3 separate regions of the Homo sapiens genome follow, and regions 1 and 2 are each linked to region 3. Evidence: chromatin loops called from intact Hi-C (ENCODE). Cell type or tissue: PC-9. All regions are shown on one strand.

Region 1 (5,000 bases), 69 kb before region 3:
CTTTGTGCAAGAGTAGGTGCGCAACAAATGAATAAACAGAAAGGACTTCTCTTTCCTTACAATCTTTATGGCACTTTCTCTCTGTGCCATTTGTTTGGAAATTCATCCCATTCATAAAAGACAGCTTTGTCCTTGGGACTTCCTGCTTCCTGGATCTTGCAAGCCTGAACCGTCTTCCAGGAAGCTTACTAGGGTGCCCTCCACAAACATGCGAGAACACAAAGGACCTCTGAGCAAGAGCCCGGCCACACCGGCTTTGGCCCAAGTTATGTAACATACCAGGTATCACTCCAGTCCAGAGCGGCTCACAAAGTCCTCTGTGTATGTGTTATTGCATTATTCAACCCTACGGATGGTAATTTAAGATCAAAATGAACAAGGGACAGGCAGTTCTGTTTGTCCTTCCCATGTCGTGTGGAACAGCCTTGACATCCTAAAGCCAGGGCTCACGACAACCAATCCGGAGGATGGCTCCCACTCAGTGAGGCACACCCAGTGCTGGGCACATGCGTGCACATTTCCACCTGTTGCACCCTCACAGAAATGCCGCGAGGCAAGACTTTTTATGGCTGCACTGCATGGGTCCACGGAACCCAGGGACAGAGGGGCTCGGTGAGCTCGAAGCTCAGCCGCTGCTCACCTCGCTGTCCACAACCCCGTTCCTGTCCCGGTGGGGAGACTCGTAGGCGTCCATCTGCTGCTTGGAGACCTTGGCCAGCTTCTCAGCCAGCTCCCGCCAGCGCTGGGCCACCTCTACAGCCGTGGTCAGGAGCACAAAGTCCTGGATGAGTCTGACCACCAGGCCCTGGCAGTCCATCTTCAGTAGGGCCTGCAGAGGAAGAGGCACACAGCGTGAGACAGTGTAGGGAGTGGGGCAGGCTCTGCTCCCCGCAGAATTCCAGCAGACGGCGCAGGAATGGCCATGGGCTCTCTATTCTCCATGTTCCCTGGCCTACTACCAAATGTCCCCTGAAATCGATCACTGCCAGGATTCACGGGAGAAAAGAGATGATGTGCAGAGCGTGCCAGGTTCACCAGTGTCTCCCTCCAAAGCCCACATCCACCCAGAACCTCAGAACGTGACCTTACTTGAAAATGGGGTCTTTGCAGATAGAATTAAGATGAGGTCCCTCTGGATTAGAGGAAGTCACCAAGGACTGGCGTCTTCATAAGAAGAGAAAGCAGACAGAGAGGCAGAGAGAAGAAGGCCGTGTGAAGACGGAGGCAGAGACGGGACAGATGCGGCAACAAGCCAAGGAAAAGAAGGAGGGTTGAGCCAGTGGGGCTTAGGAGAGGCAGGCCTGCAACCCCTTCTCCCCCACTGCTTCCAGACGGAGGCCACCCTGGGACCCCTGACTGAGACCTGTGGCCTCCTGAATGGTGACAGGACAGGTGTCTGTTGTTTGATGTCCCTTGGTTTGTGGTCATTTGTCTTGGCAGCCCCAGGAAGCTAACAGACAGGGTGAATATGGATTAGAGTTGTCACCACTCCCACTCTCTGGGGACACCAGAGAGAAACGAATGCATTTCACCAAATAGACACCATAGCCTGAGGCCGAGACGGATGGAGGGCGAGCTGGACCTGCTGAGTGTGCGGTGCTGACATTGGCCAGTTAGAGAGCACCGCGGGTAGAAGGCTGGGGGACTCAGGCAGGGACCACCCAGGGAGAAGAAGACAGAGAACAGAAGAGGCCCTGGTCAGAGACAGGGTGTACCACCAAGAACCACGGTGACCAGGAGATGCACAGACCTCCCCCAGGACTGTGCAACATGAGAAAACGGTTTCCACAATTGGTGGGACTGCTCCCACGTCAAAGCTGCAAGAACTTTCTACTGTGTCTTTAGGACAGGGATTACTAACCACAGAGGAAGTCAGAGGGGAGGTAATAGGACAGACAGCCCTGCTGGGACAGTGAAGTCCCAGCTGAGGCTGGAACAACCACGTGGCCGCCTTGGGACTCAATTCCCTCCTAAAAACGGGGGCTGGATGGGACAGGCATTGAACATATGGCTAATATATCTGGGGGACCCCAGGCTGGGGTCAAACTCACACTTCTGGTTTAAAGAAACAAATCAAATTGGCTAGCACAAGACAGCAGGCCTGCTAGTCCTGTACACTGTGCCAAGTCACATGACTGCCACTGGGTGTCATGCAAGCGACTCTGGCGCCATCCTAATTATAAATGAGGCCACACATGGTTAGCGTGTGGCTCTGAGCCAGTCAGGATGACGTCACCAGGAAGGCAGGAGAGCCGCATGCTGGGTCTGATTCTTGTCTGAGTCTCCTCTGCCATAGAAGGCACAGCTCACCCCCACCCTTAAAGCTTTCTCTCATCCAACAATGGGAAAGGCTTGGCTTCCAGGGCACAGTGGCCTGAGGCAGCCCAGAGACGGTTTCTGAGGCTCCCGTGAGCCCCTGGACAGGCGAGTTGCTAAGAGAAGAGGAAAGTCACCAGTCCTGGCGTTCTTTCTCTCTACGCTCTGTTTCAGCACCTGAGGTTGTCATTTTAGGACTCCAAAGTGTGCTAAAAAACAAACAACCCCCCACCCCCGCCAACCACACCGCTGGTACCGGCGCTCTTTGGCCAACTATTTTGTGCCGATAGCAGGGTCGTCTTGCTAGTGCTCATGCGGTCGGCTGGGCTGCTTACTTCAAAGCGAGCCCAGCTGTTTTAGACTGAGCATTCTAATGTACACTTTATGTTTACCTGGGGGGAGTCTAACAATACAAAAAGGTGACCTTTTTGGCGACTTGTGGCATGCATTAGCCAGAGTAGGTGACTCACGATCCTTCTAGGTGGGCCCCCAGCATCTCAATCCATGGAATTTAAAAAGAACCAGGAGCGACAGATCATTCTGATGCCTCCCTAGATATGAGAGGCTGACAGCTGGCTACCAACGAGGCTGGCCAGAAGGGGGTTTGAGGACCTGGTGGCCGTTTGTTTTTGTAGAAGCTACTAGAAACCCAGGGCTAGGCCAGGAGCGGTGGCTCACGCCTGTAATCCCAGCACTTTGGGAGGCTGAGGCAGGTGGATCACGAGGTCAGGAGATCGAGACCATCCTGGCTAACACAGTGAAACCCTGTCTCTACTAAAAGTACAAAAAAAATTAGCCGGGTGTGGTGGCGGGCACCTGTAGTCCCAGCTACTCAGGAGGCTGAGGCAGGAGAATGGCGTGAACCCGGGAGGCGGAGCTTGTAGTGAGCTGAGATCGCGCCACTGCACTCCAGCCTAGGGGACAGAGCGAGACTCCGTCTCAAAAAAAAGAAAAGAAAAAAAAAGAAACCCAGGGCTTGCTGTGAGCCAGACACTCAGCTCCTCCGCTCCCCAGAGCCCCCCATGAAGCAGAGGCTGAGTTCAACCCACTTTACAGAAGAAGCTGAGAGAGGGGAAGTGGGTTTCACACCGAGAAATGCCAGAGCCAGAGCTGCCTCTGGGCACCCAACCCCAGGTCCTCCCTGCTGTGTGGGCCGCAAGGCATCTGTTCTACAGATAAGCACAGGAAGCCTGCAGACCCCAGGCTTGTCCCGGGTCCCACAGCTGGAAGTGACAGGCGTGGAGGCAAATATGCAAACTTCTCAGCACTCGGCCAGCGGCCTTCCCAATTCCATGAGCCCCACATGGAATTGGGAATTGAACCAAATGTAATACCGGTCTGGATTATGCTTCATATCAACTATTTATATATTTCAGAAGAAGGTCTGTTTCTATTTGAATTTGGATATATTCAAAACAAATTGTTTTAAAAAATTAAATGTTGACTAGATTTGTTTCAGAAGATAAAAGCATACACGTGTGTATTCACGTGTCAGGAGGGTGTGTAGTTAGCTGGTAGGCTGTCAGATCCTAATTTTCTTGCTGTGGTGGCAGCCTCGTCTGTGGTCCTGGGAAGGTGTGCTGGACCACCACAGGGTTTGACACGAAGTCACTCAATGTCCCCAACTCAGCTCTTTCGTGGCTACTCAGCACACACCAAGCTAATCTGGCTGTGTGCACAGCTGCCTGGCTCCAAAGTGGCCTCATTTTCTAGGTAACAGAACAGGTCAAAGTCACCTGCTTCTGACTCGAGTCATTCCTGGTGCGAGTGATCAAAACCGCTCTCTCCCCAGGGGAACTGGGCACAGGTCCCCAAGGTCCTGGGAAACACAGGTGTTCTCTGGCCCCTGGGAAGGAGAGCGCCTGGACTCCATCCAGGGGCAGCCAAGGTCCCATTTCCATGGATCCCAGATGAAAGGAGAGGTCGGCACTTCCAACACCAAGAATGAAGGCATCTCTCCCTCACTCACTTACACAACTTTTACTGAGCCCAGCCCTGGTTTAGTTTGTTACAAACCACCCACACCATCAACAAGGCATAACTGATGCATATTTTTAAAGGACAAATTTTGGGTGCCAACCAATTCTTAGCAATAGAAAAATTTCACAGCAGGAGGCTCTAGCTCTATGAACTTGATCCTTGCAGCTTCCTCTTTTTATGGGCACACAGGTACACCAGGAAACACTCGATGGACTGCTGCACTACCCTGGTTTCAACTGGAATTTTGTTACAGTGAGTACACCATGATTTCAGTCAGGGTGACTGAACTTTATAAAGGGACAGATAGTACTTTTGCCTTTGTGGGACACACGAAGCCTGAAAGCCACAGACGATGCAGATGGGAATGGGTGTGGCTGAGTTCCAACAAAACGCCATTGACAGGAATAGCGGGCCTGGCGGCCAGAGTCTGGGAACTTGCTTCAAGAGATATTCTTGTCCAGCCATGGTGGCTCACCCCTATAATACCAGCATTTTGGTAGGCTGAGGTGGGAGGATAGCTTGAGCTCAATGAGTTCCACACCGGCCTGGGCAACACAATCAAACCTTGTCTCTACTACAGACAAAAAAAAAAAAAAATTAGCTGGGTGTGGTGGCACCTGCTTGTAGTCCCAGCTACTTGGGAGGCTGAGGTGGGAGGACTGCTTGAGCCCAGGAGTTCGAGGCTGCAGTGAGCTGTGATCACA
Region 2 (5,000 bases), 730 kb after region 3:
GGCTTCCTGTTGGGCTGCTGGGTGTCACATGCTTTGCCTGCAGCAGGGCAGCTCTCATTGCTCTGGGAGAATTTAGGGGCATCAGGGATGGTCACTGGGCTTCTCCCAGGATTTCTGGGTTTTTCCTCTTTTCTGTTCTATTCAGTTGCTGATCTTTGCTTTTGCTTAAGGCCCTGAAGTGAAATTGGAGTTGAGGTGAATCTTGTCACAAATTGAATTAAGACCACACCTTCATCCTTGTGAACAAACGTTGCAATTCTGCAACTGTGGCGACTTGGAAGCATTCAGGGCATTCTGTTAGCTGCCTGGGAACTGATTATGCATTGGCACAAAAATCAATAGCAGTGACTTGGAATCATTCTTTCCCCATGATTTTCTTCTTTTAAAACATTGTGTTTTAATTACATTGTACATACTCTGGAAAATATAACTCAATTTTTAAAATCACATATAAATGACCACCTAGAGCTAACCACACAAGACTTTGCTACTTAGCATTTTCTATCATCCATCTATTTGTATTTTTATTCAAAAATGGATCATAGTTTACATATTATTTTGTAACTGTAGACTAATACTTGACAAGGATTGCTTCTAGCAGTGGTTTAATTAATTCTGCCCCAATTTGCTTAGTTACAGACATATTATACTCAGTTGTAGATCAGAAGATGGTTCTTAGGAAGACTTTGAGGCAAAGAGGTAGAGTGGATTATTGGAAAAGGGTCACGACTCCCCACAAGAGATTGGCCACCCTGTAATGAACTATTTGCGTTTGCAAATACCTCTATCTCTGAGATCCTAGGGTCTCATAGAGTCTTCTCATTTCCTACTTACATGTCTTTGTGGAAACCACATCATCGATAGCATTTTCAGGATAAGCAACTATTCCAGGAGACAAGTATGGAGGTAACTGAATATACTTATATTTTCCCCTCTCTCTTTTTTAATGTTGAGGACATAGCAACAAAATCTATTGATTTTGTGTATGCTGACATCAGTTGATTAAAGTTAGCCAGTAATCCTAATCCACACTGTAATGTGATTCTTTGTTAGTCCTTTTCCCTGTCTCAAGTGTATTTGAGCCTCAGAAAACCTCACGTTTAGGGGTCAACTTTTGCAGGCTTGTAGATCCAAAGTCAGGCCCCTTGTGGGTTCTGGTCAACTTTCTGCATCAGAATAATGAGCCTGAGATGTAAGAGTTGGGGTTGGCATAGAGGGACGAAGAGTGACTACAATGAATAACAAGGTCAAAACAGGCTTCCAAGGTTTCCAGAACCAACCAGCCTCGGGGCTCCAGTAAGTGATTCACATTCCCTTCCCCTTTGTTACAAATGTTTCTCATTGTTGAATACCTTTGACTTGTTAGGGCTGAGCCCTTTTCTCTAAATAGCTGACAGATGAGTTGTCAGTCGAAAAAAATCTTTAATGAGAGAAAGTACTGTTGCCTGGCTTCATGTTCTTAAATTATGATGGTATCTCCTGTCTAATCAGGGCAGAAAGAACGAAAATCTCGGAAAGTTTCTTGACAGGGGACTAAATGGCATGGCACACAGGTGCTCTTGTCGTGCCAAGTCAGAGTTCTTCTCCAAATGCTCTGAGATTGAGTCCGCTCTGCAATTAACCTTCTCCCCTAGCTGTCACTACTACATGTCACATCCAGTCTATGCTGTTATCTGCTGTGTATTTGTGCTGAATGGCTTTCTAGAGGTGGTCCCAGGAAGAACGGTGCAAGCATCCCAAAGCCCTCTGCTCTGATGGGCAATAAATGAAATAGCCAGCATATGCCCTAGAGAGGGCGAAAAAAGTCCATTGCAGGGGACAGTTTCTTAGAGCAATTGACCAAGAACTTGGCACCAGGGAGGAGAACTTTACTGATTCCAGAGTCAGAAGACATGGATGGATGATCTGTTTACATATTACTGAACATTTTATTTTCAATAATTTGCTAACAGTTTTGTAATAAGCATATTTATGCATAAACTTTATGATAAGGATTATTTCCTTGGAAAAAGGCCCAAGAAGGGTTATATACTAGAAAGTATTTTGAGATTATTTATTTAATTACCAGGAGAGTACTGATTTCCTCCTAGCCATTACTTCTTGCCATAAATAAAATATTACTCAATGGCTCCTCAAAATCTTCAGGGATCCGGGCTACATTTATTTTTCTGCTTTGCCATCTTTATTTTTAGCTTGTGCCTTTCTGTCTCATGACCACAAGATGGCTGCTGTGCCTTCCAGGATATGGTATCTCCGTTCCAGATGGGGTGAAAGGTAGGGTTGAGGGCAAAGCTTAGTTTATTACCCCAGGTAAGCCTTCCCCAAGGTCTTTTGCTTATACCCTGTATTAGTCCGTCCTTGCATTGCTATAAAGGCATACCTGAGACTAGGTAATTTATAAAGAAAAGAGGTTTAATTGACTCATGGTTCTGCAGGCTATACAGGCTTCTGCTTCTGGGGAGGCCTCTGGCAACTTACAATCATGGTGGAAGGTGAAGGACAAGCAAGCATCTCTTACCTGGCAGGAGCAGGAGGAAGAGAGCGAAGAGGAAGGTGTCACACACTTTTAAACAACCAGATCTCGCGGGAATTCTATCACAAGACAGCACTAGGGGGATGGTGCTAGACCATGAGAAACACTCCCATTGTGTCTGGAATTGGTGGGTTCTTGGTCTCACTGACTTCAAGAATGAAGCCGCGGACCTTCGCGGTGAGTGTTACGGGTCTCAGAGATGGTGTGTCCAGAATTTGTTCCTTCTGATGTTCGGACATATTCAGAGTTTCTTCCTTCTGGTGGGTTCCTGGTGGGTTTCTGGTCTCGCTGGCCTCAGGAGTGAACCTGCAGACCTTCCCGGTGAGTGTTACAGCTAATAAGGGCAGTGGGGACCCAAAGAGTGACCAGCAGGAAGATTCATGGCAAAGAGCCAAAAAAATCACAGCTTCCACACTGTGGAACAAGACCCCACTGGGTTGCCACAGCTGGTTCCGGCAGCCCGCATTTATTCCCTAATCCGACCCCACCCACATCCTGCTGATTGGTCCATTTTACAGAGCGCTGATTGGTCCATTTTACAGAGCGCTGATTGGTCCATTTTGACAGGGTACTGATTGGTGCCTTTACAAACCTTTGGCTAGACACAAAAGTTCTCCAAGTCCCCACTAGATGAGCTAGACACAGAGCACTGACTGGTGCGTTTACAAACCTTGAGCTAGACACAGGGTACTGGTTGGTGTGTTTACATTCCTCTAGCTAGACATAAAAGTTCTCCAAGTCCCCACTAGACTCAGGAGTCCAGCTGGCTTCACCTCGGGGATCCCGCACCAGGACCGCAGGCGGAGCTGCCCACCAGTCCCGCCCATGCTCCTGCACTTCTCAGCCCTTGGGCGGTCGAGGGGACCGGAGGCCGCAGAGGAGGAGGGGGCGGTGCTCGTCGGGGAGGCTCGGGCAGCGCAGGAGCCCACGGAGTGGGGGAGGCTCAGGCATAGTGGGCTGCAGGGCCCTAGCCCTGCCCCATGGGGAGGCAGCTGAAGCCCGGCGAGAATTCCAGCACAGCGCCAGCGGGCTGGCACTGCTGGGGGACCCGGCACACCCTCTGCAGCTGCCGGGCCCGGGTGCTACGCCCCTCACTGCCCGGCCGGCAGCGCCAGTGGGCCGCTCAGAGTGCAGGGCCCGCAGAGCCCACGGCCACCCAGAACTCGTGCTGGTCTGCCAGTGCCACACGCAGCCCCAGTTTCTGCCCGCGCCTCTCCCTCCACAACTCCCTGCAAGCAGAGGGAGCTGGCTCTGGCCTCGGCCAGCCCGGAGAGGGGCTCCCACAGTGCAGCAGCGGGCTGAAGGGCTCCACAAGCGCGGCCAGAGTGGGCACTGAGGCCGAGGAGGTGCCGAGAGCGAGGGCTGTCAGCACGCTGTCACCTCTCACCATGATCCAGGCACCTCCCATCAGGCCTCACCTCCAACAGTGGGGATTACAAGTCAACATGAGACTTGGATGGGGATACAGAGGCAAACCATATCATACCCCATGGCCAGAAGTGAGTCACACAGACACTCTCGGCTGCAAAAAGGGGACAATGACAAACAAGCACATTGCCTTTCTGAATAAAATCTGTTGGAGTGGAAGAAAAGGCAAATCTGTATTGGATAGACATCAGTACTATCTGCCACACGTATAACTGTGCTGTGTTAAAACTGCTAATATTTTTTCCAAAGCCAGTTTAAAGAAATGCAGTTTTTTAGATGTTTTGAACAATTGATTTAATAATATGCAACGATAGATGGAATTTTATATTTACCATAAAAATCTTGGAATTCTGGCCGGGTGTGGTGGCTCATGCCTGGAATCCCAGCACTTTGGGAGGCCGAGGCAGGTGGATCACCTGAGGTCAGGAGTTCGAGACCAGCCTGGCCAACACGGTGAAACCCCATCTCTAATAAAAATACACAAATTAGCCGGGCATGGTGGTGAGCACCTGTAACCCCAGCTACTCGGGAGGCTGAGGCAGGAGAATTACTTGAACCTGGGAGGCAGAGGTTGCAGTCAGCCAAGATCATGACACTGCACTCCAGCCTGGGCAACAGAGCAAGACTCCATCTCAAAAAAAAAAAAAATTGGAATTCTAGTGCTGGGAAAAGTCCTAGAGACTCTCGTCATATTTGTACACACATGAACCCAGAGAACAGAAGTGACTTCCCTAAGCCCTGCAAGAAGTCTGTGGCAGAGCTGAGATGAGAACACAGGTCTTGACCAGCCAACACAGACCTCGTTTTGCCAGTACTATGTCCTGGGCTTTACTCATTAAGAAACTCACTCTTGATTTCAATGATAACTAAAAAATTAAAGTTATTAAAATTTTCATTTCTACTAATGATGGCATCCATTATTCCAATAGAAAAAAAAGATCCTTTTTTATCAAGCTACTCAGTATACACAAAGATTACATAAGATTATTCCATTTCTTGTCATATTGTTAGATCTAATATTATTAGGTTTAAATATTCA
Region 3 (5,000 bases):
GGCTTAGTGGCTCATGCCTGTAATTTCTACACCTTGGACAGCCAAAGCAGGGGGATTGCTTGAGCCCAGGAGTTTGAGACCAGCCCGGGCAATACAGCAAGACTTCGTCTCTACAAAAAGTTAAAAAAAAAAAAATTAGCCAGGCATGGTGATGTGTGCCTGCAGTCCCAGCTACTCAGGAGGCTGGGGTGGGAGGATCACTTGAGCCCAGAGGTCGAGGTTGCAGTGAGCCATGATTGCACCACTGCACTCCAGCCTGGAGACAGAATGAGACCCTGCCCCGCACCAAACAAACAAACAAACGAAAACTCATACACGTGTATATGCCCTGTGGGTCACTTCCAGGCTGAGGACAACTGCCAGAGCAGGGATTCCTGACCCTTAGCTAGGCCTGGATCCTGGTTCAGGCTCTGTGGCCCCAGCCCACGTGTCAGCAGGGAAGCCCAGCCCCAACCTCAGATGGCTCTGCTCAAACGTAACTCCCTCAAAGCCGCAGAACCCTGCGTGACTTTCCTATCGATGTTGTAACAAACTACCACAAACTTAGTGGCTTAAAACACACATTGACTCTCCAACAGTTCTGGAGGCTGGAAATCTGAAACCAGGCCCACTGGGCTGACGACAGGGCCAGTGCCTTCTGGAGGCTCCGAGGGGGTGAGCTGCTTCTGTGGCCCTGCCCTTTCCTGCATCCCGTGGCTGCCTGGATTCCTGGCTCAGGGCCCCTCCACCATCTTCAAAGCTCGGGACTCCAGTCTCTGCTCCCACCATTCCAGGGCCTCCTGCTGTGGTAAGATCTCCATTTCCCTCTTAAAAGACCCGTGATAACATTTAGGGTCCATCTGGGTAATCCAGGGTATCTCACCATCTCAAGAGCCTTCAATGAATCACACCTGCAAAGTCCCTTTTGCCAAATAAGGTAACACCTACAGGTTCTGAGCATTAGGATAGAAATATGTTTTTTGTGGAAGGGATTACTCAGCCGACCACACCGTATCAAAAACACAAGCACACCATTGCTGCCCACTCCCTCCCCTGGTCTCGTCCACCGCTCTTGACATTCTTGTATCTGTCATTTACTTCTCTCCTTTTTCTCCCACCAGAACAGGCTCCATGAATGCAAGGACTTTGTCCTGTTCACCAGGAACAACCTGGAACATAGCAGGTGCAGTCAGCCAATGTTTGAATGGATGGATGATTTATAGAGTACCCATATGCCAATGCAGGTGGACAGACGGGAACTCAGAGCTTCTCAAGCACAAATCTGGGGACAAAAACAAGAAGCACCTTGAACGGGCTGTGTGGAGTGCCCTGGGTAATTGGCACCCGGGTGTTTCGCAAGTTGGCCTGTATGGCCTGCGGGCAGGAACCCACCTGTCCTGCTCACTTCTGTATCCCCACCCAGCCCCTAGGCCTGCACTAGTGCTCAGCAGCAGCTGCATCAATAGCACCTGCTGCCTGAACAGAAAAGGAAGCTTCCCAAGCACCTGTAATCGGCAGTTTGGTCTCAGGTCCACCGATCCACCACCTCCCCGCTGGTCTCAGCTGCATCTCTCCACCAAATTTACAGCCCCACTGCCTCATCATCATTGTATTATCCCCGGCTCAAGAGCACAGGGTGCCTGCTCCTTCCTGCCTCTTCCTCCCTTGGAGCCAGGCTTCCCTGCCCCATTTCGGGGTTCTCTGCAGTTTGCCCTACCCCACGTGGACAGACTCCATGGCATCCACTGGTCACTCCAGCCAGGTCAGCGGCCCCACCCTCAAACTCCCCTATACATATCCCACCTCCTCCCATTTGCCCACTGCCCCTGTGACTAGGGAATGCCTCCTTGGTCCCCTCCCTGCCTGTGCAAAAACTGCCTCTCCCTCAAGCCCCACACTGAGGCTTCCCCGCAGCCTGTGTTCCCAGGTCTCGGGGATAGCCCACCTGCCACCCAGACTCTCAGCCCCACAGCACTTCCTCCCTGTGCGTGAGTTTCTGACCATCTTTTTTTGCTCCCCAGGGAAGAAGATGGTTTAATTTCTCCTGTGCCCTCCAGCTGCTGGGCTTTGAGACCTATAGACTAACAGTTCCATTTACGAGCTGCACACTACTGGACAGGCTGGTAACCCTCCGGCCTCTCCATTCCGCCTCCATAAAGTGGGCACACGACCCCAGCCCAGCACCAGCAGGCGGAGGGCACCAACACAGAAGTGGACAAAACCCTGCAAAGCCACAGGTGTGCCCACTGGTGCCAATAGCCCACCTGGTGCCAGCGATGCCCCGCTCAGCTGGGAGAGGCCCAGGCACCACCAGAGACCAGGACAGAGCGGGCTTCAAAGTGTAGCTGGGCCGGGAGAGGTCTCTAGACAAAACCCAGAACAGCCGGTTACATCGAATTTTCAGGTGCACAACTAATAATGTTTTAGTGTACATTACCCCGGATATTCAAATGGACCCGGGTATTCTGCATTTGTATTTGCTCAACCTGGACCCCACTGCCTGTGCCAGTCAGAGGGAGTTTCCCAAAAAGCCCAGCCTCAGGAGGCGACATCAGAGGTGGCCACCCAGGAAGGAGGCGGGGACGGGAAAATGGCAGCCGAGCTTACAAAGAGATGCGCTCCACGATATTTGCTTCCCACTAAAGAGCTGTTTTCTAGAATAAATAAAATAATCTTCTTGCTAACTATCAACAAGGGATTGTTTCGGTAATATTTTTCCACTCCGGTATGATTCTGCAACAACTCGGAAAACAAAGCAGTCACTCCCACAACAAAGATCCCTGTGGAAACCGCTCACCTCCATCCCGAAAGTCAGTCGTGACTTCACCTCACATTCCGCCAGAAACCGACTGCAGATTGTTACCAAAGAATCCTTGTGCAAACAAACACCAGCCAACTGCGACTGAATGGCAGGAAATGTAGCAGCTTTTTCTAATTTTAACTTTCTCCAGGAATGCATTCCTTCTAAACACGCTGGGCAAATTCTCCCCAGACCCGTGCATTCCTCTGCGGTCAAGCAATCACCTTCAGGGGCCTAAGACAAACTGCAGATTCCAAGTGTGCACTGGCCTGGCTGTGAGGGGTCCCCGAGCTCCAGGTCCCGTGCTGACTCACTGAACGAGGCTCTCCAAAGTGACTAAGAGGTTGGAATGAGCTATCTGAACAGGAAAGCACTCCCAGACTAGAGGGGGAGCCACAGACGGGAACAGAGCCCAGCAGTCTCCACCTCAGGAAGGCAGCATCAAGCAAGAGCGATAAACAGGGGCCGAGTCCACAGGCACCAGTCCATGACCCAAAGACCAGGACACACAGGCCAGGACTAGGAATGCCGCAAAAGTGTAATTCTGCAAATTATCCTCCCGGGACAGAAAAATTCAGAATTGTGCCTGATTTGATTTTAAAAGCCCATGAGGGCAAGGGACAAACCGGGATGCAGTGTCTGCAATGCTCGTAACTAAGAGAGGCTTATTTTCCAGAAAATTCAAAGCACTCCTACAATTAGCCAGGCATGGTGGCACAAGGCTGTAATCCCAGCTACCCAGGAGGCGGAGGTTGCAGTGGGCAGAGCTTGTGCGCCACTGCACTCCAGCCTGGGCGACACAGTGAGACCCTGTCTCAAAAAAACAAAAACGAAAAGCACTCCTACAATTCAGTAAGAAAAACGGGCAAAAACCACAAAAAGGATTTCCGCATGGGAGGAAATCAGAATGGTCAGTGAACATTAGCTTCTGGCAGAACATAAAAACACTCAGATACCATCTCACACCCATCAGACCATCCCCCCAAGTGAAAAAAAGGCGGACAATATTGAGGGAGGGGAGCATGCGGAGGAGCCTGGGCGAACCTGAAGGCTGCTGTGGGAAGTGGAGCTGGACTGGCAGCCAAGGCCCAGCCGCACTCCCTAGATAAACATTTGCACGCTGAGCTGGAAGTCATGTACAAAGACCTTCACAGCAAGTGTGGTTTTTGATAGCAAAGGCTGTAAACAACCTATTGTCCTTTAGGAGCAGAAAGAATAATTAAGCTAAGGCATTAACATACAGCAGTCCCCCCTCACCCCAAGTTTCCATGGTTTCAGTTACCCCTGGCCAACTGTGGTCCCAAAACAGGTGCTACAGTACAATAAGATATTCTGGCAGGGAGAAAACACATTCACACAACTTTTATTACAATATAGTGCTATAATTGTTCTATTTTATTATTCATTATTGTTCATCTCTCAGTGTGCCTAATTTACAAACTAAACTTTCTCATAGGCATGTATACATAGGAAAAAATAAATAGTACATACAGGGTTTGGTACTATCTGAAGTTTCAGGCACCTTCTGGGGGCCCTGTATCCCCTGCAGATAAGGGGGGGACTACTTACAGGGGAAAGGCACATAGTAATGAAAACAGATGAACTACAACTACAGGTATCAACACAGATGAACCTCAAGAACATAATGCTCAGCCAAAAAACGAACTCTTGCAAGACTATGTATTAGCTACCTAATGCTGTGTAACAAATCGCCCCAAACAACAGACTTCTATTATCACACAGTTTCTGTAGGTTAGGAATCCAGATGTGGCTTAACTGGTAAAGAAGAGACTCTCTTCTTCAGGGCCTCTCACAGAGCTGCCATCAAAGTCTTGGCCCAGGCTGGGGTGTCATCTCAAGGCTAGACTGGGGAGGGGTCCTCCAGGGTCATCTGGGGGAGGGGTCCTCCAGGGTCATCTGCTTGTTGTAGCATCCAGTTACTTGTGGCCATGGGACTGAGGCTTCAACTGCATGCTGGCTGCCGGGGGAGGCCACCCTCAGTTCCTTGCCACATGGCCTCTCTATATGGCAGCCTGCTCCACCACAGCCAGCAGGGGAGACCATCTGTTGTCAAGGAAGAAGTTCTAAGCCCACATAATGTAATCACGGGAGGAAGGCACAGCATCAACTTGGATGCATCCTACTGGTTAGAAGCAAGTTGCTAGCTCGGCTCACGCCAAAGGGAGGGGACTTCACAGGATGTGAACACCAGGAGGTGTGG

What was found. A loop is a pair of places that touch in the nucleus more often than their neighbours do. Peaks named below come from ENCODE experiments on the same cell type or tissue, not always from the same donor. Only the 100,000 strongest peaks of a DNase experiment are listed, where the experiment ranks them.
Region 1: a loop joins it to region 3, with 2.9 times the contacts of the local background. A loop is called at or near these places in 16 of 110 quality-filtered maps.
Region 2: it touches region 3 in a loop (9-fold over the local background); 2 of 110 quality-filtered maps call a loop at or near these places.

Annotation. Positions count from the first base shown.
Region 1 is chr2:235,048,391-235,053,390 of GRCh38, reverse strand. SH3BP4 (SH3 domain binding protein 4) reads right to left here. Exons shown (of 6, transcript NM_014521.3): 5 at 641-829. Among named protein-coding and RNA genes, the nearest start is that of SH3BP4, 99 kb to the right of the region's middle. RefSeq lists an enhancer at 155-1,116. In PC-9, a CTCF peak has its summit at 2,171; DNase peaks (open chromatin) are centred at 2,240 and 4,270; H3K27ac peaks cover 3,392 bases.
Region 2 is chr2:234,246,426-234,251,425 of GRCh38, reverse strand. No RefSeq gene overlaps it. Among named protein-coding and RNA genes, the nearest start is that of SPP2, 200 kb to the right of the region's middle. In PC-9, CTCF peaks have their summits at 1,769, 1,968 and 2,192 (motif pointing right); a DNase peak (open chromatin) is centred at 1,405; H3K4me3 peaks cover 458 bases; H3K27ac peaks cover 4,338 bases.
Region 3 is chr2:234,979,504-234,984,503 of GRCh38, reverse strand. All of the region lies in intron 1 of SH3BP4 (SH3 domain binding protein 4), which reads right to left. Among named protein-coding and RNA genes, the nearest start is that of SH3BP4, 30 kb to the right of the region's middle. RefSeq lists enhancers at 1-329, 305-599, 330-1,044, 3,429-4,166. In PC-9, no CTCF peak of the experiment used is centred here; DNase peaks (open chromatin) are centred at 903, 1,333, 2,993 and 3,813; H3K4me3 peaks cover 3,434 bases; H3K27ac peaks cover 5,000 bases.